Linked DNA regions of Mus musculus: region 1 is linked to region 2. The links are chromatin loops, found by intact Hi-C in ENCODE. Cell type or tissue: left cerebral cortex. All regions are shown on one strand. Links, peaks and the distances in the headings refer to the core of each region. The heading gives the core; the rest is flanking DNA. Region 1 holds the start of Tmem115 (transmembrane protein 115). Region 2 holds the start of Rbm15b (RNA binding motif protein 15B).

Evidence for each region. Hi-C counts contacts between places; a loop is a spot of excess contacts. Peaks named below come from ENCODE experiments on the same cell type or tissue, not always from the same donor. Only the 100,000 strongest peaks of a DNase experiment are listed, where the experiment ranks them.
Region 1: it touches region 2 in a loop (3-fold over the local background); 9 of 42 quality-filtered maps call a loop at or near these places.

The regions. Positions count from the first base shown.
Region 1 is chr9:107,526,069-107,541,478 of GRCm38, forward strand. It overlaps Tmem115 (transmembrane protein 115), which reads left to right and starts at 7,877. Exons shown (of 2, transcript NM_019704.2): 1 at 7,877-9,261; 2 at 11,797-12,588. The coding sequence starts at 8,411. The coding sequence ends at 11,998. It overlaps Cacna2d2 (calcium channel, voltage-dependent, alpha 2/delta subunit 2), which reads left to right. Exons shown (of 38, transcript NM_001174049.1): 32 at 1-147; 33 at 275-327; 34 at 417-472; 35 at 620-746; 36 at 869-978; 37 at 1,086-1,168; 38 at 1,253-3,275. The coding sequence ends at 1,396. It overlaps Cyb561d2 (cytochrome b-561 domain containing 2), which reads right to left. Exons shown (of 4, transcript NM_001357289.1): 3 at 14,935-14,972; 4 at 12,943-14,317. The coding sequence ends at 13,814. In left cerebral cortex, for the core only: a CTCF peak has its summit at 7,930; DNase peaks (open chromatin) are centred at 7,884 and 8,937; H3K4me3 peaks cover 3,083 bases; H3K27ac peaks cover 1,072 bases.
Region 2 is chr9:106,880,450-106,895,859 of GRCm38, forward strand. It overlaps Rbm15b (RNA binding motif protein 15B), which reads right to left and starts at 6,626. Exons shown (of 1, transcript NM_175402.5): 1 at 479-6,626. The coding sequence starts at 6,518. The coding sequence ends at 3,855. Manf (mesencephalic astrocyte-derived neurotrophic factor) reads right to left here and starts at 11,489. Exons shown (of 4, transcript NM_029103.4): 1 at 11,365-11,489; 2 at 10,622-10,749; 3 at 9,712-9,853; 4 at 8,304-8,776. The coding sequence starts at 11,449. The coding sequence ends at 8,592. It overlaps Dcaf1 (DDB1 and CUL4 associated factor 1), which reads left to right. Exons shown (of 24, transcript NM_001373930.1): 24 at 1-543. Dock3 (dedicator of cyto-kinesis 3) reads right to left here. Exons shown (of 53, transcript NM_153413.2): 53 at 12,376-15,410. The coding sequence ends at 14,945. In left cerebral cortex, for the core only: CTCF peaks have their summits at 6,839 and 7,595; DNase peaks (open chromatin) are centred at 3,968, 4,098, 4,683, 5,370 and 4 more places; H3K4me3 peaks cover 4,451 bases; H3K27ac peaks cover 2,982 bases.

The sequences.
Region 1 (15,410 bases), core at 4,005-12,004, 650 kb after region 2:
AGATTCTTCAGTGAGGTGGATGCCAACCTGATGCTGGCACTGTACAATAACTCCTTCTACACCCGAAAGGAATCCTATGACTATCAGGCAGCCTGTGCCCCTCAGCCTCCTGGGAACCTGGGTGCTGCACCCCGGGGTGTCTTTGTGGTAAGCTCCTAGAAATACCCGGAGATTAAGGGTTGGGAAACCCGCCTATAGTGACCTCCCCGCTAACATTTTAGAGAGCCAGGGTGATGTAGAACCAGAGGCGACTGTGCTCCTCTCTCCACTGCAGCCCACCATTGCAGATTTCCTTAACTTGGCCTGGTGGACCTCTGCTGCCGCCTGGTGAGTCCTGGAGGAGAGGTTGGTAAAGGAGGTCTGTAAGGCACTGACCACCTGCTGACCGCCGGTACTCGGTGCCCGGTGCCCTACAGGTCCTTATTCCAGCAGCTACTCTATGGTCTCATCTATCACAGCTGGTTCCAGGCAGGTAAGTAGGGTTTAGGATGCTTGGCCCCAAATCTGTGTCCAGGGCGGGAACAGATGCTCGGATCACAAGGAGAGTGGGGCTTAGGGCTGCGCCAAGCTGAGGCAGACGATTGTCTGTGGGCGGGGCTGAGGCGTCTGGGCCCCGCAGACCCGGCAGAAGCTGAGGGCAGCCCCGAGACGCGCGAGAGCAGCTGCGTCATGAAACAGACCCAGTACTACTTCGGCTCGGTGAACGCATCCTATAATGCCATCATTGACTGCGGAAACTGCAGCAGGTACTTGCAGAGCGAGGGGCGGGGCATGTTAGAAGGGGCGTGGTCTGCGGCGGTTGTGGGCGGGGCGGTGGCTCCAGGGTGGAGCGAACCTCCAAGGCTCCGCCCTCCGATCATCCCTCCAGGCTGTTCCATGCGCAGAGACTGACCAACACCAATCTCCTGTTCGTGGTGGCCGAGAAGCCGCTGTGCAGCCAGTGCGAGGCGGGCCGGCTGCTGCAGAAGGAGACACACTGTATCCTGCCCCCGCCCGCCCCACCGCCCACTCCCCTCCTGCCCTGCACTCCCCCCCACACCCCCACGTCTTTGCCACCGCCTCCTTGACTCCCCACCCATGCCCAGCGGACGGCCCGGAGCAGTGTGAGCTGGTGCAGAGACCGAGATACCGAAGAGGTCCGCACATCTGTTTTGACTACAATGCGACGGTGAGTTGGGGGAGCGACGCTACTGACATCTGCGAGCCTGAGCCGGGTGGATACCGACCGCTTCCTTGTCTTCCATTCCTGCAGGAAGATACCTCAGACTGTGGCCGCGGAGCCTCCTTCCCTCCGTCGCTGGGCGTCTTGGTTTCCTTGCAGCTTTTGCTCCTCCTGGGCCTGCCACCTCGGCCGCAGCCTCAAGTCCACTCCTTCGCTGCCTCTCGCCACCTCTGAGCGACCCACACACACACATCATACCCCCGCCTTGGCCTCCTAGCCTTTCGCTCACCCTCCCATTCCACATTCCCCAATCTAGAGCCTTGGCCACTCTCTCCTGAAGGACCTGGGTCCCTTCCCCCGGAGCCTGTGCCTTGGGGCAGGGGAACCCCAAAGTAAGGTGCCATGGTGTTTGGCACTCAAGATTTAGCTCACCCTTGAACTGTCCAAGTGCCCGCAGTCCCTAGACTCATCCCCGTGGGCTAGGACAGGAGGCCACTAGTACTGATGCCAAACCAGGCCTCCACCGACCCACCTGCCTGGAGATTTCCTCTATGTAGGCAACCCTGCCACTGCTGGGCACCTCTAACTGGCCCTTTGGCCCCACCCAAGCCCAAACTTACCTTCTCTGGGGGAAAAAAAAGGAAAGATGGTAATAGTGAGAGATTCGGGGGGCACCCCCTCCCCATTGGTTTCTGGCCCTTTCAGGCTACAACCCCCCAGCCTTGCAGGTGTCAGAACAGTCTCACAATGACATCAGTTTAGACACATGCCATATACACTTGGATCTCTGAGAGCAGAAACCCAACTCTCACTAGACATACCTGTGATGGAACACACAAACAGACACGCACCATGGGGGGTGGCCCACAAAGCCTTACACAAGGCGAGATGTCAATGAAGGGGTTGGCCTGTGTGTTCCATCTCTGCTCACCTCTGCCTCTACTCTGAGATGCAGCCTGGCTGATCCTCCCATCTCTAAAACTGAATGTCAAACCGTGCCAAATGCTGGGGGGGGGGGGAGACCTCTCTGTTTCACCCCTAGCCACCAGTGTCCCCAAGTGCCCCTCACCCTGCCAGGTGCTCATTGTAACCATCGTTCACCAGTGTCCGGCCCCTAGTAGGACCACACATCACTGCCTGAACTCCTTTGGCAGAAGAACCCCACCAGACATTGAGACATTGTATTTTGCCTTAGCAGGGATGAGTTGGTCTCTCCTGGCTGGGCCATCCCATCCCCAATCTGGTTCTTGCACACTCAGGCCTAATTCCCTCTGCACACACACACACACACACACACACACACACACACACACACACACACAGTCCCTGCCCCTAGGAGGCCAAATTACCCCTCCCTTGCTGAACACACACTTGCACCATGCACATGTCTAACCAACCGTACTGCACACACAGAGGCTGGACCTGGGACACATCTCTTTACACCTTTCATTCTGTCATTTCTCCCAAAGGCATCGTAACTTGGGGGCCAGGAGGGGACTGAGGGGCAGGGGGGAGGGGTGTAGCTGTGAGGCTCAGATGGACTGGGAGGAGGGGGGAGGGTGATACATTAATTAATGGCTTCGTTAATTAATGTCATGTTGCTTGTTGCTTTCTCAGTGTGTGTATGGTCCATGCCCAGTGCTGGTGACAGGGTGGGTATCCATGATGTGTGCCCAGCCTGGATGTCAGCTGTGTCCTGTGGGGGCGTGTGTGTAACTGTAGTGTAGTCAGGTGCTCAACGGAGAATATAAACAAAAAAAAAAGAAACAAACGTATACAGAAAAATAAATATATATTTTAAGTTTAAAGACAAATGAAACCAGACAAAACAATCCCCATCAGGTAGTTGTCCAACCCCCAGCTGGGTTCAACCCTCTCATTACCCACCTGACCTAGCTGTCCCCTTACTGTGGGCTGGGGGACTTGGGGGCCATTTCCTTTGCCCTTTTTTTTTGTTGTTATTCTATTTTGTACAGACAAGTTGGGAAAACAACAGCGACAAAAAAAAGTCGAGAAACTTTGTAAAATATTGTGTGTGTGATTCCTTGTAAAATATTTTCAAATGGTTTATTACAGAAGATCAGTTATTAAATAATGTTCATATTTTCACTTCAAACCAGTTTCTATCCACTGTGTGGGCCTTGGGTTGAGGACTGGGTGGTTATGACCACGGGTGGCCCTGACCACGGGTGGCTCTGATCTCTGAGCACTATCCTGCTCTGCTAGGAGGAAAAGCTTCAGTCCTGTTCCTCAGAGGTTCCTGCCTTGGTCCCACTTTGTTGCGTATCAAGTCACAAGCCTCTAAGAAAGAAACTGTCAAGGGGAGAGGGCAAAACCCCACCAGCCAGAGCCTCAAGGCAAGGCCAGGACTCCAAAAGAAAGACCAATGAGAGATGCTCAGTCAGGCTGCGATCCAGCCTTGGGATCAGACCAGGACCAGACAAGCAGATCCTTCCCCTGGATCGACAAACAGATCTCAGTGCTCAGATACCTGATGATGCCAGGATCAGGCCACCCACCAGCAAGAGCGCACTCCATCATGATTCAGGGAGGTCAGAGGCCAGGATAGTTCCGGCAAATATTTTGACAGATGTACGTACATACTCGCGCGCGGGTGTGTGTGTGTGTGTGTGTGTGTGTGTGTGTGTGTCCCTACATAGGCCAGGGTATGTGTATGTGTAGGTCTCCCTACATAGAACAGGGTGTGTGTGTGTGTGTGTGTGTGTGTGTCCCTACATAGGCCAGGGTATGTGTATGTGTAAGTCTCCCTACATAGGACAGGGTGTGTGTGTGTGTGTAGGTCTCCCTACATAGGACAGGATGTGTGTGTAAGTCTAGGTCTCCCTACATAGAACAGGGTGTGTGTGTGTGTGTGTGTGTGTGTGTGTGTGTGTGTGTGTGTATGGGTATCCCTACATAGGCCAGGGTACGTGTGTCTGTGTGTAGGTCTCCCTACACAGGACAGGATGTGTGTGTGTGTGTGTCTCCCTACATAGGACAGTGTGTGTCCATGTGTGTGTCCCTGCATTAATCAAGCTGTGGTGAGAGGAGACTAGGTCTCCCTATGTAGGCCAGGCTGGCCTGGCTGCCAGGAGGGGCTGCGGCACAAGCACAGGGGTCCGAGGAAAACTGACAGCCTGCAGGGAATCTCTCCTCCCACTGTGTTCTTCCAGTTGTCACACTTGGCCACAAGTGCCGGTACCCAGGCATCCCCCCGCCTGACCCCTGCATTCTCTTCATGGGAAGAAAACTAAGCCACTAACCTAGGCAGTCCTGAACTGGATGCTCGATCTCTTCCACTCTGGGGGCAGGAGAGCCATTCACTCTGTGTTTCTGGAAATTGTCCAGCTAAGTTCTCGTGATCTTAAGTGTGGTTACCAGTAGATTCCCATAGCACAGATGAGCAACCAGGGAGGAGAAATGCCTTCTGTCTCGCCAGGTGAGGCGACTTAAAGAAAATCAGTGAAAGCTGGGTCTAGTGGTGCCTGCCCCATAATCCACGTGAGGTAAGTGGAGGCTGGAGGAACAGGCGTCCACGGACATCCTTAGCTGTACAGGGAGTTCTAAGGCAGCCGGGGCTACACGAGAATCTTCAAAATAAAAATAAGTTCAGCCAAAGTCTCAAGTGGCAGGGCTTAGATGTCCCAGTTAGTAAAGAGCCTGCTCTGCAAACATGAAGACCTCAGTTCAGTTTCTCAGGACGCGTGTAAAAAGTCCCGTGCAGTGGACTGTAACCACTGCATTGGGGGCGGGAGGCACGAAGAGTGGGGACAGGCAAAAACCCAGAGGTCATCAAACCCAAAGCCTAGCTGGACCCATGAGCTCCAGACTCAGCGAGGAGAGTCCCTTCTCAAAATAGAAGGTAAATGGTGGTGCTCCTTTAAGTCCAGCACTGAGGAAGCCAAAGCAGGCAGGTCTGTTGGTCTGAGAACAGTCTGGTCTACACAGTGAGTTCCAGGCCACCCATGACTGCTCGCTGGGATCCTACAGGGTAGAAAATGATAGAGGACACCATCCAACATTCATTTCAAACTACTATACACATGTGCACACGAGCACGTGCGCGTGTGCACACACACACACAGGAGAGAGAAACACAGAGACAGACAGACAGACAGAGACAGAAAGACAGAAAGAGAGTGTTTGTGTGCCTTTTAGGCTGGCTGGAGGAAAACTTGGATACTAAACATGACAAAGGACATTCCAGGATTAGCCATGGCGAGGTTTCCCTCGCTCCTCTGCAGGGGCTGACCTAGAGCAACGCACGTCTGAACTACTCTCATGCCCCCAAAACAGTTCCCGTGCCTTGGAACAACACACATGGTTTGGAGTGGGGTTGTCAGATAAAGTCCAGTCAATTCTCATTTGCAGTTAATTTGTCTGTTTGTTCCTTTGCTTATTGCTTTTGAAAAGTCTCACGTAGTCTAGCCTGGCTTCAAACTCACTCTATCACCATAAATGGCCTTGATCCCCCTGCCTCAGCCATCCCAGTGCTGGATTATAGGCAAATACCACCACCCAGACTCTAAGACATTTTTAAATGATTGATTGATTGATTGATTGATTTTATGAGCATTGGTGTTTTGCCTGCATGTATTTCTGTGTGAGGATGTCAGATGCCCTGGAACTGGAGTTACAAACAGTTGTGAGCCACCATGTGGGTGCTGGGAACTGGGCCAGGGTCCTTTGGAAGAGCATCCAATGCTCTTAACCTCTGAACCATCTTTCCAGCCCCAGATTCTGATAATTTTTTAATAAGGTTTTTGGTACTTGGTTACTATCGTCCCTGTGGCCCATGGTTATTACTGACAGTGTCATTATAATTTGTGCTATTACTGTACTCTGAATAAATTTATTCTTGCTTCTATAGGAACAAATGAGTTGTTTTAGTTTTGTTTTGTTTTGTTTTGTTTTGTTTTGTTTTGGGGTGTGTGTGTGTGTGTGTGTGTGTAATATGGCATGGGATGTCCCTCTCCTGAAAATTGTTTATTCAAAAATCAAATCTGATTAAGTATTTGACTCTATTTTGTTTTGGGTTTTGGTTTTTAGTTTGGGTTTTGTTTTAGGGAGTTTTTTGTATAGCCTTTGCTGTCCTAGAGCTAACTCTGTAGACCAGGCTGGCCTCCAATTCACAGAGATCAACCTTAAAGGCTTGAACCACCACTGCCCAGTAACTCTGTATTTTGATTTGCTAAGTCAAACTTAGCAAACACTGGTATATGGCATACAGTAGGAACCCTAACCCCAGACAAAAATAAAAGGTGAAAGGTAGTTTTGAACACACAGGCAGTTGTACTGAGATCAATAGCTAAAAGGGGATTTTATAATAAAGTCCCTTGTAATATAATTAATCACATTTAAAAATATGCATATATATGTGTGTATATATATATGTGTGTGTATATATATATATATATATATATAACAAAAATCTCAGGGTTGGGGAGATGACTCCATAGTTAATAATGCCTGATGCTCTTACAGAGAACCTGTACCCCAGCACCCACATCTGGTGGCTCAGAAATCCAGCTTCCGACATGCTGTGGCCTCTGTGGTGGCTTGCACACTTAACGGCATATACACACAAAGACACACATACATGTAAATAAAATAACTTTTTTGGGGGTGGGGGAGGGTCGAGACAGGGTTTCTCTGTATAGCCCTGGCTGTCCTAAAACTCACTTTGTAGACCAGGCTGGCCTCGAACTCAGAAATCCACCTGCCTCTTCCTCCCGAGTGCTGGGATTAAAGGTGTGTGCCACCACGCCCGGCTATAAAATAACTTTTAAATACATCTCAAACACCCTGTTGACAGCCACTATAGCATAAAGTTGAGCCTAGACCAACTTGGCACTTATAGAGAGACTTAAATATATTTTTTCTTTAATGTTCATTGGTGTTTTGCCTGCATGTGTGTCTGTGTAAGGGTGTCAGAAACCCTGGAACTGGAGTTACAGTTATGAGCTGCCATGTGGTTGCTGGGAATTGAACCCAGGTCCTCTAGAAGAGCAGTCAGTGCTCTTAACCGCTAATCCATCGCTCCAGCTCAAGGGAGATTTCTCTGTCCAGTGGAATCAAGTGGGAAAAGAGTCGCTGAAGTAGCACAGCCTTGACCCTTATTCCCCCTTAGGTGGAAAGTTCATGTACAATTACAAGTACAATTCGCTGGAACAAGGACAATGTGAACGAACACCCAATACAACAATGGCAAGTCGTTTACACAGTTGCCTTCTTTGATCGTTAAGATAGGAAGAGCCTGCCATCATCATCATTTTTAAGGCTCCTGAAATTGCAGCGGGGAACTTGGTCAATAACACAGTGACTACAAATGACTGAACAAGCCCATCTTAGGCTTCACTTGCCAGACGACAGTTTCTGGTTAGTTCACACACGTTGGTACAACTCATCAGAACCGTTCACATTCTTATGTACCTGCTTACAAAGACACTGCTGTACCTGTACAAATCCTAAATAGAGCCAATCTCCTCCAAAGAATTGAGCAAGTGTGTGTGGCCCAAGGCGGTGCTACCTCTTGAACCCGCCCACTTAACACCTCCCTTTACTGCATCAGGAATACTGATCTCAACTTCCATAACTCCTAAGAACTGGAGGAGTAAGCACTGAAAACTACAACTCCCAAGCTCCCTAGCCCGTACACTCTACGGGACCGGTCGGCGCACAGCTTCTGGGACTTGTGGTTCTATGAAGAAACCGGTCGGCTAGGTCCCAAGGACTCCGTATCCCAGCATGCCGAGAAGCCGGAAGGCAAGCGCTCAGAGGGCGTACTGCCGCGGCCGCCGGCGGGGGCGCGCAGGCGCGGCGCCCCTGTTTGTCGGCCCCGGAGAGGGGAGGAGGTACCGTCAAGCCAAAACCCTAGCCCAGCCGGAGCTAAACGGGCTTGACTTGGGCCGGAACGAGGCACCAGTTCCCCGCAGATCGCAGAGTCTCAGAGTGGATGGAGGAAGCCTAGCCTTGAGATTAACGCTAGCCTGGCCGCTGGGCCGACGGAACCCGCAGGCAGGCGAGCCCAAGCTACCCAGGGCCTAACGACAGGTCCCCGGCAAGAAGACTTTCTCCTCGCTTTGGAACTACAACCGGATCAAACCGGAACCAGAGCCTTCCCACGGAACAGAAGCCAGTGAAGTAGCCGGGCCCGGGCCTCCCGTCGGGGCCGAACTGGGACGAGGCCCCGGGGAGGCCCCTAGGCCACCTTCCACACATTCCCTTAAGCCAACGTCCGCCAGGAAGATGCAACGCGCCCTACCTGGTGCCCGCCAACATCTGGGGGCCATCCTGGCCAGCGCCAGCGTGGTGGTGAAGGCACTGTGCGCCGTGGTACTGTTTCTCTACCTGCTTTCCTTCGCTGTGGACACGGGCTGCCTGGCCGTCACCCCAGGCTACCTTTTCCCACCCAACTTCTGGATCTGGACCCTGGCCACCCACGGGCTCATGGAACAGCACGTGTGGGACGTGGCCATTAGCCTGGCCACAGTGGTTGTGGCCGGGCGATTACTGGAGCCCCTCTGGGGAGCCTTGGAGCTGCTCATCTTCTTCTCGGTGGTGAATGTGTCAGTGGGGCTTCTGGGGGCCCTCGCCTACCTCCTCACCTACATGGCTTCCTTCAACTTGGTTTACCTGTTCACTATTCGTATCCACGGCGCCCTGGGTTTCCTAGGTGGTGTTCTGGTAGCCCTCAAGCAAACTATGGGAGACTGTGTGGTTCTGCGAGTGCCCCAGGTCCGCGTCAGCGTCGTTCCCATGCTGTTGCTGGCGTTGCTGCTACTCCTCCGGTTGGCCACGCTGCTCCAGAGCCCAGCCCTGGCTTCCTACGGCTTTGGGCTGCTATCCAGTTGGGTGTATCTTCGCTTCTATCAGCGCCATAGCCGGGGCCGAGGGGACATGGCTGACCATTTTGCTTTTGCCACCTTCTTCCCGGAGATCCTGCAACCGGTGGTGGGGCTGCTAGCGAACTTGGTGCACGGCCTCCTGGTGAAAGTAAAGATATGCCAGAAGACAGTGAAGCGCTACGATGTGGGAGCGCCGTCGTCCATCACTATCAGCCTCCCAGGCACAGACCCTCAAGATGCGGAGCGCAGAAGGTACTGGGAACTTCTCTAAAATCTTGGTAGCTAGACTGTTGGTGTGGCCACATAACCAGCCATTGAGATGTTTGCTCTATATAGGCTGGAGAGCTACAGGCAGGTGTTGGGAGCGGCTTCAGAAAAGGGATTCAGGTCTTGGCCTCGAGGGAACTGAATGTGTAGGTTTCTGGACTCTGTGTACCTCACAACTCGGACCACTAAACCTGGCTACAGAATGCCCAGTTACCTTTGGTCTTGCCTCAGAATTTCCAAATTCTAAGCACTGGTCCAGTGATAGACAGAAACTGTGGCTCTTTTCTCCTGTGATGGGAAATGGGGAAGGAGGTCTTTGTCCTTAAGTCTTTCCCTTCTTAATGTAGGATGATTGGGGTATTACTAAATTTACCCCAATCACCAACGGAGACAGGTTGTGTGCCTCACTGCGAGAGCCTCCTGACCACACCAGGCAGGTCAGAGACCTCTGCATCACCTGCTCAAGTGCAGCATCAGTAATCTCACTGCATTATTCACTGAACACGTTAGCCAAGGCAGGAGAATGCTCTTTGAATTCAGGTCTTACTTTCTGAGACCTATGGACTCTCTACAGTGTTCCCAGCTCCCAGGAGACCCAGTGTCCAGTGTTCTTCCTGAGACTGTTGAGGAAGTTTCTCGCCAACCTTATTCCTTAGCATTTATCACGGGCTCCTGCTTTTGCTCCCCTGTGAAAGGGGTTCCTGACCTCAGGGGAAGAATTCTCTCAGCTCATTCCCCACTGAGGCTCTATAGCTGAGTGTAGCCTCCTTCCTTGAAGGAGTTAGCAGCTGGCAGGTGTGGGAACACAGCCAGGCCATGCTGCAGGCCTAAGTTTGGGCACTACAGCTTGAGTTTTTGGGGAGTGTCCTAAAGACCACTCCATCTTGACCTTACTTAGTAGAGGAAATGGGCTGGGGGCTGAGTTTTTAAGGACAAAGCTGTCCTTAGAGCTGTTCAGATGGGACTGGGCCAGAGCTTGCCCTTGCCCCAGTGAGAAGTCTTGAATTGTGACAGTTGACTGGTCATTCAGAAAGCCTCTCTCCAGGATCAAGAAAGTGGATAGAAAGCCGGGCATGGTGGTGCATGCCTTTAATCCCAGCACTCAGCAGAGGCAGGTGGATTTCTGAGTTCAAGGCCAGCCTGGTCTACAGAGTGAGCTCCAGGACAGCCAGGGCTATACAGAGAAACCCTGTCTCGAGAAAAAAAAAAAGTGGATAGAAAAGGAAGAGTGGGGACTGGCCCAGTCACATGGGGTGGGTGACAACTCCCAGACAACTGTCATGCAACTGCATGCCACTCTCGGACCCAAAGGGCTACAAGGAGGAAAGAGGATTCCACAAAGTGACTGCTGGCAAGGACATCTCCAAGAGTAGTCTGTGGAGTGACAGGGAAGACCTGCTACTGGGCTAGGCTGGAGCACATTAGTGTTTTCAGTGCCTGTATCCCTGCTGCTTTTCCTGTCTATTTTCTTGGCGTGGTAGAAATTTTAGATCTTAGAACGCCATAGGGTGGCGTGTCTGCCTGTAGCAGCAAAGAGGTAAGCCATCGGGATCCACGGACACTTCACCTTCTGTGGGCAAGAGTGCTGAACACTTGGAAACTTGTCCTTCACTGAGGCTGGGTAGCTTGGTGTGTAGGGTGTGTCTTCCTTAAAAGAGTTTACAGCTGGTGTCCAAGGGGTGGGAAAGCACTCAAGGCATGCTGCAGGCCCTACAGCTTGAGACTTCTCGGGTGTCCTAAAGAAAATTTCCAAGGGTATTTTCCCACCTTTTCTCAAAATAATGCCTGCAGAAGTCTACCCTGTGGAAACAACAGACCCTGCTCTCTGGCCTTCCCACATGGCTGTTTCTGCTACAAAGGCTCTGCTAAGGTCTGGGTGGCTTTGAGAAAAGCTTCTAGAAAAATTGTCATAGGAAGGGCCATGCAAGTTGAGGCTGCTTCATTAAGAGCCCTTCGCTGAGGGAGCCTGGTGATACAGGCTCTAATCCTGTTACTCGGGAGGCTGAGACAGGAGATCCAAGGGCTGCCTGTGCTACAGAGCTAGTTTGAAGCAGTATGGACCTGCCTAAAAAAAAAAGTGTTTAAGGGCTGGGGACAGCTCTGTGGTGGAGTGCTGGCCTTCGCTTTAATCCCTAGTACCACAAAGCCAAATAACCCTGCCCTTGGAAATGACACCAGCGCACGTGGGACGCATTTCTAGGGACTGAAACACGCCACTCCTGACAGAAGCACTACACCCACCCGTCTTTAGCTAGCAAACTCAGAAGTATCCGTGGTGGCTGGCCTGCTAGGTAGGCTGCCAACATCTAGGTAGCCTTCTCAGTCTGGAGGTGCCTTGGGTCCTCATTCAATTGCCAAAGCAGATCCTGGCCCAGGCTCTTAGACGCGGCACGGGGATGGGAAACGTGGGATTTGGAGGCAAACCTCTTTGGTAGGAGGATTTGGCCTTATTGAAGAAGGTTGCAGAGTATGTTGGTCTCCCAAACCCAGTGTAACCTGCCTTTTCTCTTCTGGCTCCAGGCAACTAGCCCTAAAGGCTCTCAATGAGCGGCTGAAGAGAGTGGAGGATCAGTCAGCCTGGCCCAGCATGGATGATGACGAAGAGGAAGCTGGGGCAAAAACGGACAGTCCTCTGCCCTTAGAAGAAGCTTCCACGCCCCCAGGGAAGGTGACCGTCCCGGAATCCAGTCTCATCACCTTGGAGACAGCTCCCCTACTCTAGACCACTTTGAGTGCAGTTCTTCTACTCCCATGCCTTCCCGATCCGTCTCGGCTACTGCAGAGCACTGACTGCTCTGAGGAGAGGGAAGAGGGTCTGCTGGGGGTTCCTGTGGCCTTCCGCTGTGTCTGGACAACACTAACACAGGACCCTTGTTGCTACCTGGTTCTGACTCCAGACAACCACAATGCCAGGTACGGGGTCTCTGAGCAGCAGCCAGTGCAGATCCCCATTTGCAGTAAGATTGTACCTCAGCGGTACAATTCCTCACCAAGGAAGTGGCTGCAGGGACACTGGTGCCACGGCTCCTGGGCCAGCCCTTATGTCTGAAACTGGTTGCCAACAGCCCCGAGCCAAGGCAAGGATTTGTGTTTGCCAAAAATGTTCTGGGGACCCAGCCAGTGTGGGTCTGAACATCCCCGCCCACCCCCAGACTGCATTCTCATCAGGGTTTCTTGTGCCCTTCTGCTGTGGCAGTGACAACTGTGCCTAGCCGGGGCTGCCACAGCTCCCAGGTATTTTCTACAGGACCATCTGAGCGGGCAGCCAAACCTGCTTCACAGTATCAATAAAGCGGTTCTTTGAGGTCTGGCTCCTGGGCTCCGTCAGACCACCTTGTGCAGCCCTCTCATCTTTATCAGATGCAAAGTTAAATGTGTTTTCTGGGTTCTAGGGCTCAGTTCCATGACACCTCCACCTGGCTAAGAATCCCACTGCCCATACCTCTTGTCTATTAATACACACCTGCTGCTGGGCAGTCTTGCCTGAGCCATCACCTTAGTCCCTTTCTCCTTTTCCCTCTCCTCGGTCTACTGGGGAGACCCTCAGCCAGTGGACCTGACAGACTTCTCCATCAGTAGGTGCTGGCTTAGGCAGGGCATGGTGGCACATATCTATAATCCATGTCGCAAACAAACAAAACCAGGCGCTGAAGGCATAGCTTGGATGACAGAACACTTGCTTAGCATTTCAGAGCTCTGGGTTTGGGTCCCAGCACTACATAAGTGGGGCATGGTATGGACATACATGGTACATACATCTATAATCCTAGCACTGCGGTGAAACAGGAGAATCTGAAGTCTGTCATCCTAGGCCATGTTGTGAGTTCAAAGCCCACCTGGGAGACTTGAAACCTTGTCTCAGAAACAGAAGGCAAATTTCTCTTGTTCATGATTCTACTTTCTTTTTCCCTTTTGAGACAGGATCTTACTATGTAGCCTTGGTTGGCTTAGAGCTCACAGAGATCTGCCCGCCACCACAAATGACCATGGTTCAACTTCTAAGTCCATCTCCTGTCACTGGCCATAGTCTCCAGACTCTAGCACAATTAGCTGGAAATAGCTGTGCCGTCCACACTTAGCCCCCCAATGCACTGGGATCAGAGGAAGTTTCACAGCAGGCTCTGAGGACTCCCATTCAAGGAGGGGCCCCTCCTTACCCAGCTGACCATTTTCTTACCATGATGCATTAGCAAGAACCATCCTCAACTCTGCGCTGCTCCTCCCGACAGGTTTTCAGGATTCTGTTTGTTTATTTTACTTTTCTTTCCTCCATGATTTCTGGACATACCAGTACAAATATAAGCTGTATGGCTGCTGGGGAGACTGTTGCAACTCCAACTTCACCCAGACACATGACCATGCTCCCCTGGGTTGACAGCAAGAAAAGGGAGACACTCTAGTGTGAGGAGATCTACCCCTGAGTGCCCTAGTCCCTGAAATGTCCCCAGACCCTGTCAGTTGTGAGAGTCCAACAGGTTCCGAGCTCCTGGTCCGAAGCTGAGGTGCAAATCCAGCCTTCGTAATAACTGGTGAGTGCTCATGGCTGGATCCTCTTGCGGTACAGGTAGGCATTGCTCACTTGGTTCATGATTACCAAACTGGTGAGGATGGGGCACAACACAGCCAGGTACCAGGCACCACCAGTGACAGTGGCAGTGAACCAGAGTGAGAACATGCCCAACAGGAGGCTGGCACTGCCCAGCAGGTAGCCCACCAACCCAGAAGTGGCGTGGTAGAGTTTCAGCTTTGCCAGGGGCCATCGGGGCAGCAACTTGGGGTAGAGCAGCCCCATGCCCCCTGAACACTGCAGACCTGCCCACAGCACAGCTAACAGCCCTGCCTGCCCATGCCGAGTGGTCAGGTGTGCTTTGCCAAGCTGCTCTTTGTGGAGGATGACAAGACCTAGACCCAGCAGAGCACAGAGTAGGGCCAGCAGCTGGAGCACCCAGTGGCAGCGTGCGCGGACCTTCCGAGAGAGGGACCGCAGCAGGGAACTCTCAGGAGAGAACATCAGGAGTGCCTCGGTCATCAGGAAGGAGAACTGAGGAGACAAAAACTCAAGTGAGCTCTGAGCACTTAACCCTCCACAAAGGTGCACCCCCTTCCGTCCCCTTCCCCCAAGGACAAAATGCTGCACTTGATAAGATGAAGGCCCTGTGTGGCACAAAATGGCTGCCCTGAGTAGTTAGAGCTGCCTCTCCAGACTTCTTCCTGGGTGTTTTTCTGAAATGTCACCTCGGCTATGTGACCCAGCAAACAAGGTTTGAGACATGGCAGTTATAAATGATTCACAAGCTTTGTCTCCCTTCCATGGGGCAGGATACAATTTCTTGGCAAGAGCTAGCCACACGGGTGCACTGTTTCAGGGACAATTAGATGCATCACCAGAAATTAAGGTTTTTAGGGACAGAGCAGCCTCCAAATGCCATTTCTCAGCTTCCTAGCTGGAGGTGAGAGAAGCCGCCCTTTTGTGCTTGGGTGAGCTTCATCTGTTCGTCCTGGGTCATGAATACCGTTTTCAAGCCTTGGATATTCGTCAGAAGCAGGAGTGAGGACATACAGCTCGTCTACACTGGCACTAAATGCCTACAAGGATTCTGAGAGCCACCAACAACGCCCACATTCTACCCCTAAAAGCTACCCAAACCCACTACTTACAGCCAGAGACATAAGAACGGGGTGCCAGGAGAACAGACCTGGAATGAGAAGAGGGCGCCTCATGGAACTAGGGAAAAAGAAACCAGCATACCAGGCTCTATAGCCGGGATGGACAGCCCATCCATCACCCAAGGAGGGGTCAAAATGCGAGCCTCCTCCAGTAACAAGCTCATCTTACCCACCCCCTGTTCTCTTCCCTGGACAGAAAGCACGCTCTGCCACTCCTCTGGCGGCTCCTTCCTCCAGCATCCCCACAAGTCAGGAATGAAATGCCAAATCAAAGGAAGAGAAGCCATGTACTTAAAGCTTGCCCTGGCGGGCAGAGCCCCCACACTGGTCTGCTCTTCCCACGACGTTAAATACGTTCAACAGAGAATATCCTTCAGCCAGTCAATCCTGTTCTCAGGAGTTACGCCCATCGTTTCCTACTGCCCCCTGTTCCCCAAGAGAAGTAGCTTTTCCCTTCCCATAAGTGG
Region 2 (15,410 bases), core at 2,361-10,360:
GGCATTTCTAACGAGGGTCTGAACTTATCCACCAGTCTCCTATCCCCGCACTTCATTTTCTTTGGAAGAAAATGATGTCTAAAGAACATATAGAGGCATTTTTACATACGTATTTAAATGAAGAGGAAAATCGTGGTTTCATAAATTGATAAGGATTAAGAATATTTTATTATAAATATAATATATGATTTTTAACCTGTTTTGTTGCCTCATATGCTGTCAAGTTAATTTGTTTTCCTTTGTGCCAGAGCGGGAATGGGCGGCATGGCCTGAGCACTGGGAATGCCTAACTCCCTGCCTCGGTGGCCAGGCAGCAGTCAGTCGTGTGGACCCTGGTTTTGTGGAGTTGAGAGAACTTTAGGGGTATAAATTCACTCCCTCTCTTTCCTCTTTGTGATTCAGTTTTTCAAGCCTTTTTTTTTTTCCCTTTCCCTTTCTCCCCAATGTGGAAATTACAAATCAAAGGTCTTTTTCTTTAATGTAAAGTGTATTTATTTAAAAAAAATTACAAAATAAACTACAAGTCTGTCTTTGTTTATGGCCTTTCCTTGTTTTCTTTTACCAAAGTGGGATTTCCCCTTCCTCCTCTCAGTTCTGGCCAGACCTCAGAGGACTTGTAAGGAAGGCAGAGCCCTCCCTCCACAGTGAGAGAACACCGCCTCCCACAGCAAACCCCTGGGACAGACGGTGGCTCTGGCACTTGAGCCTGGCCTGAAGTTGCTGAAGGCTTTGTGAGGATAACAAACAAGGGGGCAGAAGGGACCGGGGTAGGGGGTACATCTCTACCCCCATGTGTGGGACTTTTAAGGAGCATTCTGGCTACCCCTTGTCTGAGATTAGGGGGGACTTGGACAGTTTTTCAGTCCTAACAGTTCAGGGGTACTTTGAGGCTTGGTCAGGCTGGATTTGGAGAAAAACTGGCAAGGTCTAAAACTGACAAAGCATCAGGGGCTCATGCTTTGCTCAGCCTGCCTCTCTCCTTCCCAAATAAATACAAAGTTAATTTTCTCTCTGATTTTGCCCAGATTGTAGCTTCTGTTTCTGTTACATAGGCATCACAGCTACAGAAACCCTACTCCCTTTGCTGAGAGAAGGGTGTACTGGTTATAAAGTAAACAAGTAACACAGACAGTGAAAACTCTCCAGGGGTAGGGAGAGCCTCCTACACCAAGAACACAGCCTGTTACACTGAAGGGACCCAGTACCAAAGAAGTACATCCTGGTACTTTAAGCAAGCCAAGGCTCAGCCGCTCATTTGCTTCATGCCATGGCATTAAATGGTTAGCTGACACCAGCCAGTAGAAGGCTGATGGCTGCTCCTGGATGCAGCTGAAGAGAAAACAGCAAAGTCTCTGTGTTGCAGCTCTGCCAGGAGCTCCTGGGAGCACGCAGTCCTCCCAAGGTAGAGATGAGCACATATAATAGGAAAGCACAATTTTGGTTGACTTGACAACACTCCCTTAGGAATGTGCCTCATGAGGCTAGGAGAAAACATCCACCTTCCATGTTCTTCCTAGGGTTCACAACCCGAGTCACTTAAGACAAGCTATGAAACCTTCCAATTAGGGGCTTTCTCTGCTCATGTTTTTTGCCTTGATGCAACATCTCAGGCACTGGGTACCTGCTGTCAGCTTTCTCACTGGCTACAATGTCATGATCAAACAAGGCCTTGGCCGCCTGACCCACCTCTAGTGCTAGCAGGGCTGACTGAGAGGCCACAGAACCTGTTAACATCTTAAGGACTAAAAGGAAGTGGGTAAGATGGCCCAAGGAAGAAGGTTACAGTGGGTGTGGTTCTTCACTAAGAAACAGATGATCGCCAGAGCCAAAGGGTGCCCTTTTCCAAAGGGGTAATAAAGTGACCTGGTTCTGCCTGGGAAGGGTACCCGGGTGAAACCTGCTTTGTTACAGGGACCCAGCTGTGCTACAACAACTCTTCTGTGATGCTTTTCATTGTTCAGGATCTGTAAGAAAAACTGCAGCAGTCTGTCAGGATGAGCTCTGGTTTCTGCTGGTATGACAAAGAACTGAAGTAGTCTAGTCTAGCAGGTTGACTGGCTTGCTCCGAGCTCCAGAGAAAGTGGCCCCATACATAGGGAGATGAACACGCATGTTAATGCTTTAGAGAAGTGGTTCTCAGCCTTCCTAGTGCTGCAACCCTTTAATACACTTCCTCATGTTGTGGTTACTCCAACCATGTTATTTTGTTGCTACTTCATAACTGTAACTTTGCTACTGTTACAAATTGTAATGCAGATATTTTGGAGGATAGAAGTTTGCCGAATGGGTTGTGACCCACAGGTGGAGAGCCACTGCTTTAGAGCCTTTACTTTCTCATGAATACCAGCCAAAGCCCAGTGAGTGGTAATTCCCTGTTCTTCTCCAGTCTCTTAAATTTCTGTCTCTGTAGACAGGCATGAACTCCATACAGCCTTCAAGGTCCATCTCAGAGCCCAGGGGTCACAGGTGCTGGCTCAGGGTAGGCCAGACCTGAAGCACTGGCCTGGCTAGAACCTCTAACCAGGGTTCCATTCTCCTCAGCCTGACTGGTTTGGACTACCAAGCCGTCACATTGTGAGCCTGACTGTGATCTGTGGTGACAACCGTTGTTGCCTGATCTGGCTTTCTACTTGAGAGACCACAAAGGCAGGGCCTAGTCACTTTCCCATCCCAGACATAGGACTTATCAGTCTGGTTCCTTCATACCAAAGCTGATGTGGATTTGGGCTCTAGTCCATCACAACTGTGACTTTTCTCTATTTTCTTACCTCAGGTCTGGGTCACAACACGGAACACTATGTCACTCATCAAGGGCATCTTCCTGGCACTGACACCCTTGCAGACTGAGCAGTGTAGTTGGGGGGTCTGTTTGCCACAAAGCTTGAAGTTTGACTGCAGCACAGGCTGCTCTGACATAGCCCTGAGAGCGAAGGAAGCACATTGAAGAGTTAACAAGTCTGGCTGCCGCTTACCCTGCCTGCCAACATCTTACCTCCAAGACCCCTGGCAGTCAGGCAGATGACTGATAGGGGAGACCCTAAACTACACAGTAAGACTAAAAGACGGAACCAGGGGGAGCCTGGGCACGTCATGCCCACGGCCGTTTGCATCAATATTGCACTGTTCCTCCCCCCAAATGCAAGACTACACAACTGAAAACTACCCTCCATTAAACAGGCTTTTATAATTGGGTGCTCTGTCCAACAGCCATCGCCCAAACTAAAGCACACACTTAGGGCAGGGAAAAACAACAAAACTACCTGTAGCTGTTGGCACAGGTCTTAGGCCCAGGCCTTTCCTCTGAACGGGCTCAGCTTTCGGCTAGTATAAACAGGGACCATGCCTTGTAAGCCTGCTGGCCAGCAGCTAAGTTTGACAAGTGTGAGCTGGGCCCCGATAGCACAAAGAGCTGCGCAGGACCAGCACAGCACAACTTTTAGAAGCAGTGGTGACAAAAACATGACATACGGCATGCTCTGAGTGAAGCCTTCCATTCTTTACGAAAAAACCTGATTAAACCAGGACTCTGGCGGGATTAAAAATTCATCCTCTGACAAAGGCTTTACTGACAATTTTCCATACAGTTAGTCAAAAAAATAAAATAAAATATAAAAAAATACAGAATACAGCAGACAGAATCTCATACACGGGAAACATAAGTTTCTTCTTATAAAAAAACAAAAATTCCCCCCAAATCTAAGAACTTAGTTTTAGCAGTAGACAGGATGCCACCAAATGAACCACAAAAACCCAGCAGAGAATTCAAACCAAGGGAGAAGGTAGGTGGAGAAGGAGCAGATCTTTAAAATAACTGCTTCTGTGACACAAACACAGCTGGAAAGCACAGGTGCGGGCTAGGCGGTGTCCCTTACTATAACTATCACCATGTGTTCTTCCTCTAACTTGCCCAATGTCCGCAGCGCTGACTGGAGGTACTGCTGTGAAAAGTCGCAGGGCGGGAAGGCATAGAGCATGCCTGTGTTGTCTCTGCCCTTAGACCCACCCACCGGCAAGCTGATCACCCCTGCAGCCTGCTTCTGTTTCAAGTAGGAGACTAGGTTCCTGAGAAGCCGCCTCTGTAGGCCTGGCTCCACCACGGGCATGCCCTCGGCGCCAGGCCCGCTGGGGGTTGACTGGATGGCCAGGAGCACAGCATAGCCATTAGGGCTCCCCTGCTTGATTCGCCGGGTGACCTCGTCCAGCTTGGGCTGATCCAGTCGAAGGCGCTGGGCAATCTTTAGCTGGGTCAGCTTGCTGCCAGAAGGATGGTCTTTGAGGAGGCCACTGATAACTCCCTGGTCCCCCTCAAGGATGTGCATAGATGTCGGAAAGCAGCTGTTTTTCAACACCAGAAGCCCATTCCAACCCAGCTGCAGTGTCTGGGCATATTCTGACAGAGTCTTTAGCTTTTTGGTCTCGTGTTTTGGCTCTTCAAGAGTCTTGGGCTCTGCCTCAGTGGTCCGATGATTGCGTTCACTCTCTCTAGTCTTTTTCCCATGGGAAGAGTCTGGAGCCTCATGGTGGTGGTGATGGTGGCTCCTCTCCTCAGCACCATGTCTGCTGTTGCTGAGGGAGTTGCTGCCTGACTCCTTGGTCCCTTCACTGGAGTGGTTCTCCTTGCGGCTACGCTCAGGGGTGCGATCTGAGCCTCGCTCAGACTGCTGCCCCCCACCCTTGGTCCTGCTGCGTTCCTCGTAAGGGGAGTGAGTTGTCCTCCCACGGTCACTGGAGAGGCTCCTCCGCTTGCGTCTCTCTTCCCAGGGCTTGGCTATGCTCCGGTCCCCATCACCCCCCCAGCGCTCACCACTCCGGCTGCGAACTGAGCGGCTATAGCCCTCCAGGCTGTTTCTGCGGTCTGAACTTTTACTGAGGCTGGTCCAGTCCCCTTCCAAAAAGGTCCGGTCTCGGTCTGAATACAGAAGGTGTGGAGGGGTCCTATCCCGCACCCTAAGGTCAGCATCCAAGTTCCGATGCCGGGTATATCCGTCAGTGAGCAGCTCATAGTGCACAGGGAGAGGTGAGGGCTGGTACTGCTGGGGATAGCGAGTCTCCTCGGCTTTGGCAAAATCCACCCGGAGCCTGCGATCTGGACCACCCAAGGGGAAGCCCCTCATTTTAGCACAGGCAGCCTGGGCTGCGTCCAGGCTCTCGTACTGGATGTAGGCAAAGCTGTCTCCTTTGACGTGATCGATGGTCCGAATGCTCCCGAAGCGATCGAATTCCCTGGCCAGGGCCGCCAGCGAGGTGTTAGGTCCGAGACCACCCACCCAGAGGCGGGTGGTGGGGTTAGCCTTGCCGTAGCCTATCTTTATGGGGTTTCTGCCAATCACCCGGCCAGACATAGCCACCTTCGCCCTGTGTGCCATGTCCAGATTCTGAAACTTGAGGAAGGCATAGGCACCACCCTGGCCGCGGGCAGGCCTCTTGATGACCACCTCCTCGATGATGCCGTACTTCTCGAAGGCCCGTCGAAGCTCCACCTCAGAAACACTGTGGTCCAGGTTGCCGATGAAGAGGTTTCGAGTGGCTCTCTGATCATCCTCCGGCATCAGGTCCTCCTCGCACACGGCCTGGTAGCCGTACGGGCGGCCGCGGTCGTCGTACAGCCCGTAATAGTCCAGGGCTCGCTCTCGAGACAGTCCCACGGCCGCCGCGGCAGCAGCATCCAGGGCGAAGGCTGCGGCGGCGTGCCGCGCGCGGGGCTCCCGCAGGGGCGGGGCGGCTACCGGAGACAGCGAGCGCTGCTTGTACTGGTAGCCACCGTGCAGGGGCAGATAGCCCAGGGGGTCGGCGGGCGCGGGAGGCCCGGGGGGCGGCGTGGAGGCGGCGGCGCTGCTGCTGCTACTGCGCCGGCTGCTCCCGCCGCCGCGCAGGTACACCGGCTCCACCTTGAGCGGGCGATCGTAGAGCAGCAGCTGCCGGGCCAAGGCGTGCTGGCGAGCCTCCCGCGCGTCCTGTGGGTGCCGGAAGTTCACGTAGGCCACGCGGCCCAGCTCCGGGGTGTGTGACAGGCGCAGGCTGATCTCCCCGAACCGCTTGAACTGGTGGAAGAGCCGGTCCTCCAAGTGCTCGGCCGGCAGCGCGGGGCTCAGGCTGCTGATGAGGAGCGTCTTGTACTCCGGAGCCGCGGTGGAGCCCGGACCCGCGGGTTCCGCCCCGGGGGGCGGCGGGGGCGGCGGGAGTGGAGATGCGCGGGGCGACGCGCCGCCAGCACCCGGGTCCCCGGAGGCCTTGCCGGTGCGTCCCCCGCCTCCGGGCGCGCCCGAGGAGCGCCCGCCGCTCGCCCGGTGATTCGCATCCCCGGCAGCGCGCCCGTCGCGATGCCCGCCGCCTCCGCCGCTGCCGCGGGGCTTGTCGCGAGCCCGCGCCGGGACCGGGTGCTTGGTACCGCCGGAGGCCTTGTGCGCTGCCCGCCGCCCGCCCGCCTCTGCCTCTCGTTCGCGCTCCCGCGGCCGCTTGGCGGACGATGACGAGCCACGCCCGCTCGGGCTGGAGTCTCGCTCGCTCTGCCGCTTCATCGCGCCGGTTCGGCGGGCGGGCGGGCGGCCCGCGGGTCCCTCAGAGCGGCGGCGGCGGCGGCCCAGGAGGCAGCGCCCCCGGCGCCGCCATCTTGGACAAAAGGACTCGGCGCGGCGGCGGCGGCGGGGCGGGGCGGGAGCGGCGCCGAGGGGCCCGGCGCTGCGTTATCAAGCTGCGCCGGCCGCGACACGTGACCGCGGTGGGCGGGCCGAGAGTTTCGCTCGCTGCCTATCACGGAGCTCCGTGGCCCCGCACCACGTGACATCTTGGCAACCAGAGGAAGCGGCCTGTCTTGCGAGCTTTGGCGCCGCCGCGTGGCTGCCGGAGCCCAGGCACCCGGCTCCTGGGTCGCGCGCAGATTCCCTCTCGAGCTCGGCAGGCCGCGGCTGCGCTTTCGCTTTGTGCTCCAGGGCTTGCTTGCTACTCCGGGTCCGCCTATCTTTTTCCGCCTCGGGGCCACGCCCACCGGAGCAGGTGTGGCCGCTTGGCCCGAAGCCAAGTGTTGCGCGTCCCACTCCAACCTGCCACTAGATTGAAGAAACTCTATTTCCTTCCATGGAGTTTTCTGATTAGGACCAGAGTTGGCCCCCTTGAAAATAGACACACAAGGATGCCTACACCCTGCCTAGGACCCACATCCAGGCATCTTATGCATTCGAATTCTTCAGGCACTGTCCTGATAGACACAGGTGAGACCTCCCCGGGGTCCAGGTACAGAAACTAGAATGCGTTTGCAACCTACAGACAGGCATCTTGGTGCCACTGGGTCCAAATTTCTGCTGTAGGTGTCTGGGCGGACAGGAGGCTGGGAAGGTGGGGCTGCTGAGCCAAGGGTAAAGAGCAGGTAATGCCATTATCACTTCTTGCCAAGTTGACAGACTGCTGGCCAGTGTTCTGACCACATCCAGGAGATGAGGTGAAGTACCGGCAAGAGTACTCAAAGGCCCCTAGGGCTTATGCTCTCCACAGACGGTTGCTGGATCATTGATGCATCTGTAGGATGTCGAAGAACGCACCCAGCTCTTCCCTCCTCCCATAAGCAGAAAGCAACCAGCAGGAGGAGAAAGTGCAGGAGGAACTTGGAAGAAACAGCAGAGGGCTTCATGTAAGGCCCTGCGAATGCAAAGTGAATTTGGGGACCACACAAGAAGATAGCTAAGACGAGCCTTTTGGAAAACATAACTTCTTAGCAGTTGCTCCTTTCTCATTATCTCTGGAGGCAGCAGGAGCAAAGTTTCCCCACTGAGGCACAGTTCACAAGTGCCAGCAAAGGGAGCAACTGAAAACCACAGTGCACACAACTCCCTCAGGCCTTCCACTACAACCAGCTCACACTGCTTCTTTGTAAACCGATTCCTGCCAACTTTGCCAAAAATATAGGTAAGCAAGGGTCCTTGTTCTGATGCTAGACTGGAACCCCGATGAATGAATAGTTTAAGTACCAGGCGGGGTAAAGATACGCTATGGTCTGACCACCTGTACTCAGCTCACAGTTCTCCTTCTGCATAGGCTGAGCCAAATGTAAATGTCCTTTAGACTTAACAGCAGCTCAAGAACCTTCAGCCCCTGCTACTGGACTGGATGGGGGTGGGGGTCAGGGGTCAAGTCTAACCTCACCAGGCTGAAGTATCAGACACCCAGAAGCCCAAACCCACAAGACATTGGCTGCCCAAGCTCTTAAGTCCTGTTATGGGAGTTTCAGGCCCTCAGCACTGGCAGGCTGAGGGATCTTTTCAGACTGGAAAGATAAACCAGTAATCTATAGGACAGAATACTGTGCCAGCTCAACTCTCCAAAGACAATTTTTTTTAATAAAAAAATCCCAGACAAACTTTGAAGTCCTAGAGTAAACCAGCAAAGAAGGAAGTAAATTGTCCCCACTTGGGGATGGGGAAATTGTCCCCACTCGGGGATGGGCAAGAGGGAACTGCAGAGCCAGCATCACTAGGAAAGCTCTAGGTTCACATCTCATTGTCAGGAGCCCGCTTAAAAAATAAATTACAAAATGGTTATTTGGGGAAGAGACAGATAAACTGCTTTTTCCCCTTCAGGTGCAGCAGGAATTGGGCAGACTACAGATCAGTCCGTGCGCTGGCTGCCTTGGGGGCGTATTTAGGCATCAGTTCATTTATCTTCCGGATATAGTCAGACTTTTCTGCACAGCCTTTGCACATCTCCCCCCAGTCGTCCAGGATCTTCTTCAGCTCTTTCACCCGGAGCTTCTTCAGGTCCACTGTGCTCAGGTCAATCTGCTTGTCTGCAGGGAGAGCAGGAGAGTAAATGGCTGGGCAGGAGAGGCTGCAGGCCCAACTGTGCTGCACGTCAAACCATCCTTAGGATGTCCAGCCCTACGTGCGGCCGGGAAGACAAATGCACACTGCGCCCAAGATTGAGATGACAGTCTTCACCAGGAAGGCCACCTCAGGCTGTCAGTAGCCACCATAAGACACACAGTGCAGACAGCCTATGTGGTTTAGAGAAGGAACATAGCTCCAGTTCCCCGAGGGCTTCCTACATGCCAGCACAAAGGACAGCTCCAGGCTGAGCAGAGCAGACACACCCCTAGCCTCCCCAAGAGGCACCAGAGTCAGACACTTACTCCATAACCCACGTGACCCAAACAAACCGACACCAGAACCAACCAGGATACCAAATCAAATTCACACAAGTACAAAATTCCCGAACATTAGTGCAGTAAACACTGGCATCGTTTAAACTTTATAGGAGAGGCCTAGCTCTTCTCGAGACTAGGATTCTGTGCAACCAGATGGGCTCTGCCATGGTGATGCTGTAACTGTCACGCCTGGGGTTTAGAGCCATGACTGTTGAACTCAAGTTCCCACCACATCACTTCTCTGCTCAAAAACTTCTAAAGCTCCCAAGTTTTTAGACTAAAAGCCAAATTTCCCCCCAAGGCTCTGTCCAACTTGACCTCTACGTACTCCACCACTATCTATAATCTCTATCTGCACTGCTCTATCAGATGGCCTCTGGGTCAACCCTCATCCTTCAAAGTATGTTAAGTCACCCTTTGACCTCCACCTATGTTCGATGCGCAAGTCTGTTCCCTGCAGCACAGAGAATCATCCTTTATGCTACAAACCCGCTTTTGATGACTCTTCTGGCTAGAAAGTTAAGTCCAGAAAGGGTATGCAGAGATGGTAGAAGGCACAGGGTCCGAGTCACACTCACCGTATTTTAGTTCACAGATCTGGCTGTCTTTCTTCTTCAGCTTCTCACAGATCTTTTCCACAGGGATATGGTGGGCCAGGGGCTTCGACACCTCATTGATGATCTTGGTGGCAGCATCATCTGTGGCTCCAATGTAGTAGCACTGCAGCAAAAACCAAAACAAAACAAAATGAAAGCCTTGAAAAAAATCTGCATGCATGAGAGCATGTGTCAGAGGCCAGAAGGCATCAGGTTCCCTGGAGCTGCAGTGCAGGGTGCTGTGGATGCTGGAATTGAACTCAGGTCCTCCACAAGAGCAGCACACATTCATAACCAACTCTCCAGTTCCAGACAACTGTTAGGTCACCTTGAAAACCTCTCTTTGCCAAGGCTTCGGTTTGTTAGTCTGCCCAGATCTAGCTGTCCCAGGCCCGAGGCACTTGATATATGCTCAGCTGCAGAGTTAGAGTTCCGATGAGAGACTACCATGGAAATTAAAGCTACAAGAGGCTGATGCTCCGCCAGGGTCCTTGACCTTGACTTGGCCCTGGCCATCTCGGGGCACCTAGCCAACTACTTCTGGTTCCAATCACACCAAATTCATTCTGGTCTTTGGGCACTCCCATTGCCTGAGTTGTGCTCACTCCACCTCACTGACTCCCTGTCCTCAGAGGTAGATACCCACTACTTTCTCTCTCAGCTCCCACCCACCAACTCTCCTAGCTTATTTCCTTCATGGCATCTGGCATCACTGCCTTGCAGTTGCCTGTCATTTTCTCTCCTGGTCTTACCAATATTCAGCTTATAGCAATGTTTAATAAATAGAGGATAAAAACACTTAAACCTCACATTAGTATATATACAAGTCCCATCACAAAGTGGACAGTGCCCAAGAGCCAGGGACAGGCTGGGTGGGTCACCAGCTACTTACCAACCGATTCTCTTTGCCTCTTGCTTCACGGCAAAACTTTATAAGTTCTTCTTCAATAGTGGCTGGTGAAAATGTGACATCTCTGTCTTTGAGGTCCTGGTAAAATCGTCCCAGATAAGAAATACAAACTGGAAAAGAGGGAGGAGATGGTAAGTAATTATTAGTCTCCATTTCCCCTGGAAAAAACTCTGTCAGCAGTTTTGCTAGAAGGGATTAATTTTTTTTTTTAACTCGGGTACTCAGAAGTGCACAGAGCCCTTAGGTTGCTGGGGTCCTTGTACCCAGTTGCATGCTGGGAATGAACATTACCCAAGTGACCCACACACAACCCTCTCTGCTCTTTTCAAGTTTAAGTCTAGAGTGGACACGTGTCCTTGAGGGAACTCATTGTGACCTCATAAGGGACAGATTGAAGGCTGAAGCAAATGATCAAAATGCTCCTCATTCCAAATACATCGAACCCCCAAGTGCAGCTTAGTAACCCCGAGACGGTTGCGGCCCACAGGATGCCTTCCTGTAATCGCTAAAGTGATGGGAAGACAAAAACTCCCGGGATGTGGGCTTCCGGCCAAGTTATTAACGCTACTGAACCGACGCGTTCCCTTAAATGGGTCAACGTCTCTAGGCCCGGGAAATAAGTGAGGCCCTTTCTCCAGCGGAGCCCCGGGACGGGCCGTCGCTCCCACCCTTTCGCTTTCCTTGGGTTTAGCGCCGCCAGGCCGCCCCCATCCGGTCCCCCGCACCTTCACAGTCTCCTGGCCGCAGCGCCCGGCTGTCAGGCAGCACGCTCAGGGCCAGCGCTACCGCCAGCCCGCGCGTAGCCCACATCCTCCTCAGCCGTCTCCACCACCGCCGCCGCCGCGCGAATGAACCGCACCCGGCGCGGTGTTCCGCCTAGTGGGCTGGAACAGAAACCTGAGCTTCCCATTGGTGTGCGATCCCCGCGCCCACCCATATGCTGCATCCTCATTGGTCCACGTGCCCAGGAGCCCAGACCGGCGGCTCCACGCTACCCTCCCTCATTGGCTGCTGCTGTCTGGGACCTAGACAGTTGTCGGTTGCTGATTGAGCCTGGGCGGTCCATAGGGGTGCGGAGGGAAGGTGCACGGGTCGCCATGTTGGGTTAGGGCAGCTGCTTTGGCTGCTTACCCGGAACCCTCTCAATCTATTGACTCGACCCGAATGCCGAGTCTTGGTTCCACACCCACTCCTCCCGACGCCCGGACTCGTAGAGCAGCATTTCTGGCGCCACCCTATAGCCAGTAGGATGGGCGGCGGGAGCATGGATCAGAAGCGGTTCCTTGTTTTGAACTACCACGTGGATTGCCGAGCCAATCAAGGGGAACGTCCACTTTGATTCGCCGGCTTGCTCAGACCCCGCTTTAACCTGGGTCAGACGGCAGAACCTCTTAAACGAAAGGTCTCGGCCTGCCTAGTCGTTTCCCGTCCTGGGCCTCTGAGGACCTCGCGGCAAGGCTGCGAGCAGAGGCGTTGGTCTACCTTCCAAATGGAGGCCATGGGATCTTGGGAGGTTTTGTTCTCCACTCTTGGAGACACGAGGATGGGAACTGGAGACATTACCGCCTGGACTGCCCTAATGCTAAGTGCAAGGGCTTTGGCCACTCGCCCTGGAAGGCGGAATATGGAGAGCGGCCGACTAAGTGCAGAAAAGTATCTGGAGCTAAAAGGGCTTGGAGCCCGGCGACAAGGGTTTGAGAGGGGCACTTATGCTCCCATTCAGTGAAATCAGTGGATCAATATCAGGTATTCATCTTTAATTCACATCACAGCAGTCAAGGGATGGAGGTGGGGGAGTCAGTTGCCAGATATTTACATCTAAAAGTCACATTTTTTGTTGGATTTATAACATGCTACCACAATATATACAGTAAAATGCCTCTTGGGACACTGGCACAAATTTTTTTCTTTAACTTTTCTGGTACAGGTAAGATAATTTTAAGTCAGTTTTTCTTTAGACATGAATACACAAAAGAAATGGTTAGAAGTTTTCTTGTTTTAAATAAGCACAGAATGCCAGAGGTTAAAAACACATTTATAGGGCTTATTACCAATTAGACATACTCTATACATTTTTTTGCTCAAATTCCTGTACAAATACACAGCATTCAAATAGGTATTTACAAATACGCTTTAAACAATGAAAATCAGTATTTCACAATCTTTTCAAAGGATTCTGATCTCTGACCTCCCATTTCCCTCACACTGGCTGGTTTTTCAATAAAAAGTATTCAGAATAGGTCCATTTCATCCAGTTGGGGAAAATGGAGAGAAGTAACACAAATATATTTCACTTTGCATAAAGCAAGGTCAAGGAACTTAACCCTACATTCCCCTCCCTACCTCCTGTGCCATCAAGTGGAGAAAGGAGATGTCTGCATGTGATGACTGGCTGCCTCCGTGGACTGAGGTTCAGACGTGCCTGGAAACAAACCTAAAGCTGCCCTACCTAAGAATCACATCCCAAGCTAGACTTGACCCTCATACCTGTGAACCCAGACGGTCCAGAAACAAGCTTACCAGTGAGTCTGGGCTCAGGAACAGGTGTGTGTGCCCTTGGTGCTGGGGCTATTGGATTGGCCTACCTACATCCTCAACAGTCTCCACTCTGCCTGAATGATCCTGAGGGTATCAGAAAGCCCTACACTGTTGGTACCTGGGCCCCAACATACTGTGAACGGAAATGGGCCTTCTTTCTTTTCCTATAGGTTATTTGCTGACAGTTCTATTAAACTTGTTTCTAAGAGAAAAACACTGTGACCATGGGTTTTTCTGTTTGGAAAGAATTGTGGAGAAGGGATAAGCAGCTGGGGCCAGAACTTGGCCATAGCAGGCCAGAAGGCCAACTAGTTAAGGGAACAGGGGAGCAACATACCTGCTCATCAAGGAGAAGGCAGTTTTATGGCCATCACTGATGGGAATGTAAGCAAATAAAAGGAAAACAATTGCCTCAAGACAAGTTATTTTAAAAAGTAACTTAGAAGCACCCTGGTGAAATATTACCATACCCCCACCATAATACCAAGAGTAACGTCAGTGCCCTGACATGAAAGAATTCCCTATAAAGTCACCACTGTGCCCTACTTAACAGACTGGGGAGGTTTGAAAAACTGCCCTTCTGCCTGTCCTGAACCCTGAGTGGTGGGCAGTCCCTATGGGTTTGGAGTGGAGGGCTCAGTACTTGGCTGCTTGGAAGATAACAGTTTTACCTGTGTGGCTCTCTGCCTCCAAAAGGAGAAGTTTCCTCCCACCATTTATTTATTTATATATTTTTAAACCCAGGAGCTTGCTGAACCTGACCACACATCCTCAGGGCCTGGAAGCCAGGCTGGGCAGCCAACCCCAAGGCTCAGAGGTAGTGCTGAAAATCCCTGATTCAGGCTCTAAGCGGCAGGCATTTGGGGCCACCTGGGAAAGCAAAAGGTTCTCTGGCTCCTGCCACACTCCAGCCTCACTCTCACACCAGCTCTTTCTAATCCAAGGAAGGGGCCTAACTCACTGCAGGAGTGAAAGCCCTTCTAGCTTCATTTCAGTCAAGCCCCAGGACGAGAGATAATCACCCTTTCAAGTCCATTTTGAGCCACGGAGGCTTCTGCAGATCATGAGGTGTTTTGAGTGGAAAGGAGCGAAAGGTCCAAAATAAAAGTGATGAATAACGTCCAAGTGGGATAAGAGACCAGCCCGGCCCATGGAAGCCTGGCAGTATGCCCTGGGCATGCAGTTAGGCCACCATGTGCCTGACCAGCCCCTCTATTGCACACTCCTAGGAGGAGGAGTGGGCAGGTGGGCAAGCATTTGTGCAAAACGGCTTGTGGCCCCTCTGTCCACCTGTGACATGTAGTCCATGTGGTCCTTGCAATCCCTGAATGCAATCAAGAATGCTTCTGTCCATACGGCAAAGGAAGAGGCCCCTAGTGCAATTTCCATTCTTCAAATCTCTACCCTGGAGGGAGGGCCTGGGCTCCTACTCCTGGACTCTGCAATGCTGCAAAACAATTATGTCTGTGCAATATTTCCATATAGCTCCATGTGGTCTGGAACTGCAGGAGGAAGAAAGCAACTACTGCATAAAGAAAAACCCAGAGAAAATGGAAACGAAAAGAAAATGAAAGAAGCCACAACCCGTCATGCTGCTGTGGCCTCTGAACATGGCGAAACATGAGTTCACGGCAGTAGAACAGAGACTCTGGTGGCTTTCTCCTGAGTGCCAAGCCTCTAGCTCCCTGGGAGGGACTTGCTTCTCAGACCTGGAGTGCCTGGGCAAGCTGCTCATGGAAGGTGGTGGTGCAGCTGCCTCTCTGCTTCTCACTGTTCCCCTCGGCCGTGCTCCCAGGCCAGGCGGGCCTGTTCCTCCTTGACACTTCCAGGAGGCAGGGAGGCCTTGCGGTGCAGGCCCCTTGGCCTCTCAGCCTCCTCCCGCAATAGCATACCCTCATCATGCTCTAGGGCTGGCAGGCGGGGGTGATAGGGCTTGGGTGGCAGCGCAGGTGGGTCCATGGGATCCTGAGGGAGGACACACCCTGGGGCTGAGTGGCTCCTGCATGGCTGGGACTTGATGGCATCAAGGACAGCAGATTCAGAGAGGCTGTAGTGGACAGGGAGGTAGGGCGGCTCAAGGTCTTCATCGCCATTCCAGGCCTGGCTTGGCATGGAGTCCATGGTGTCTGTTCGAGGTGGGGCCTCTGAGGAATGCCCAAAGTTACTCTCACTTAAGGAGGATACACCGCTACTGGCGCTGCCAGACAGCGTGGAGTTGCTGCCATCCAGGCCC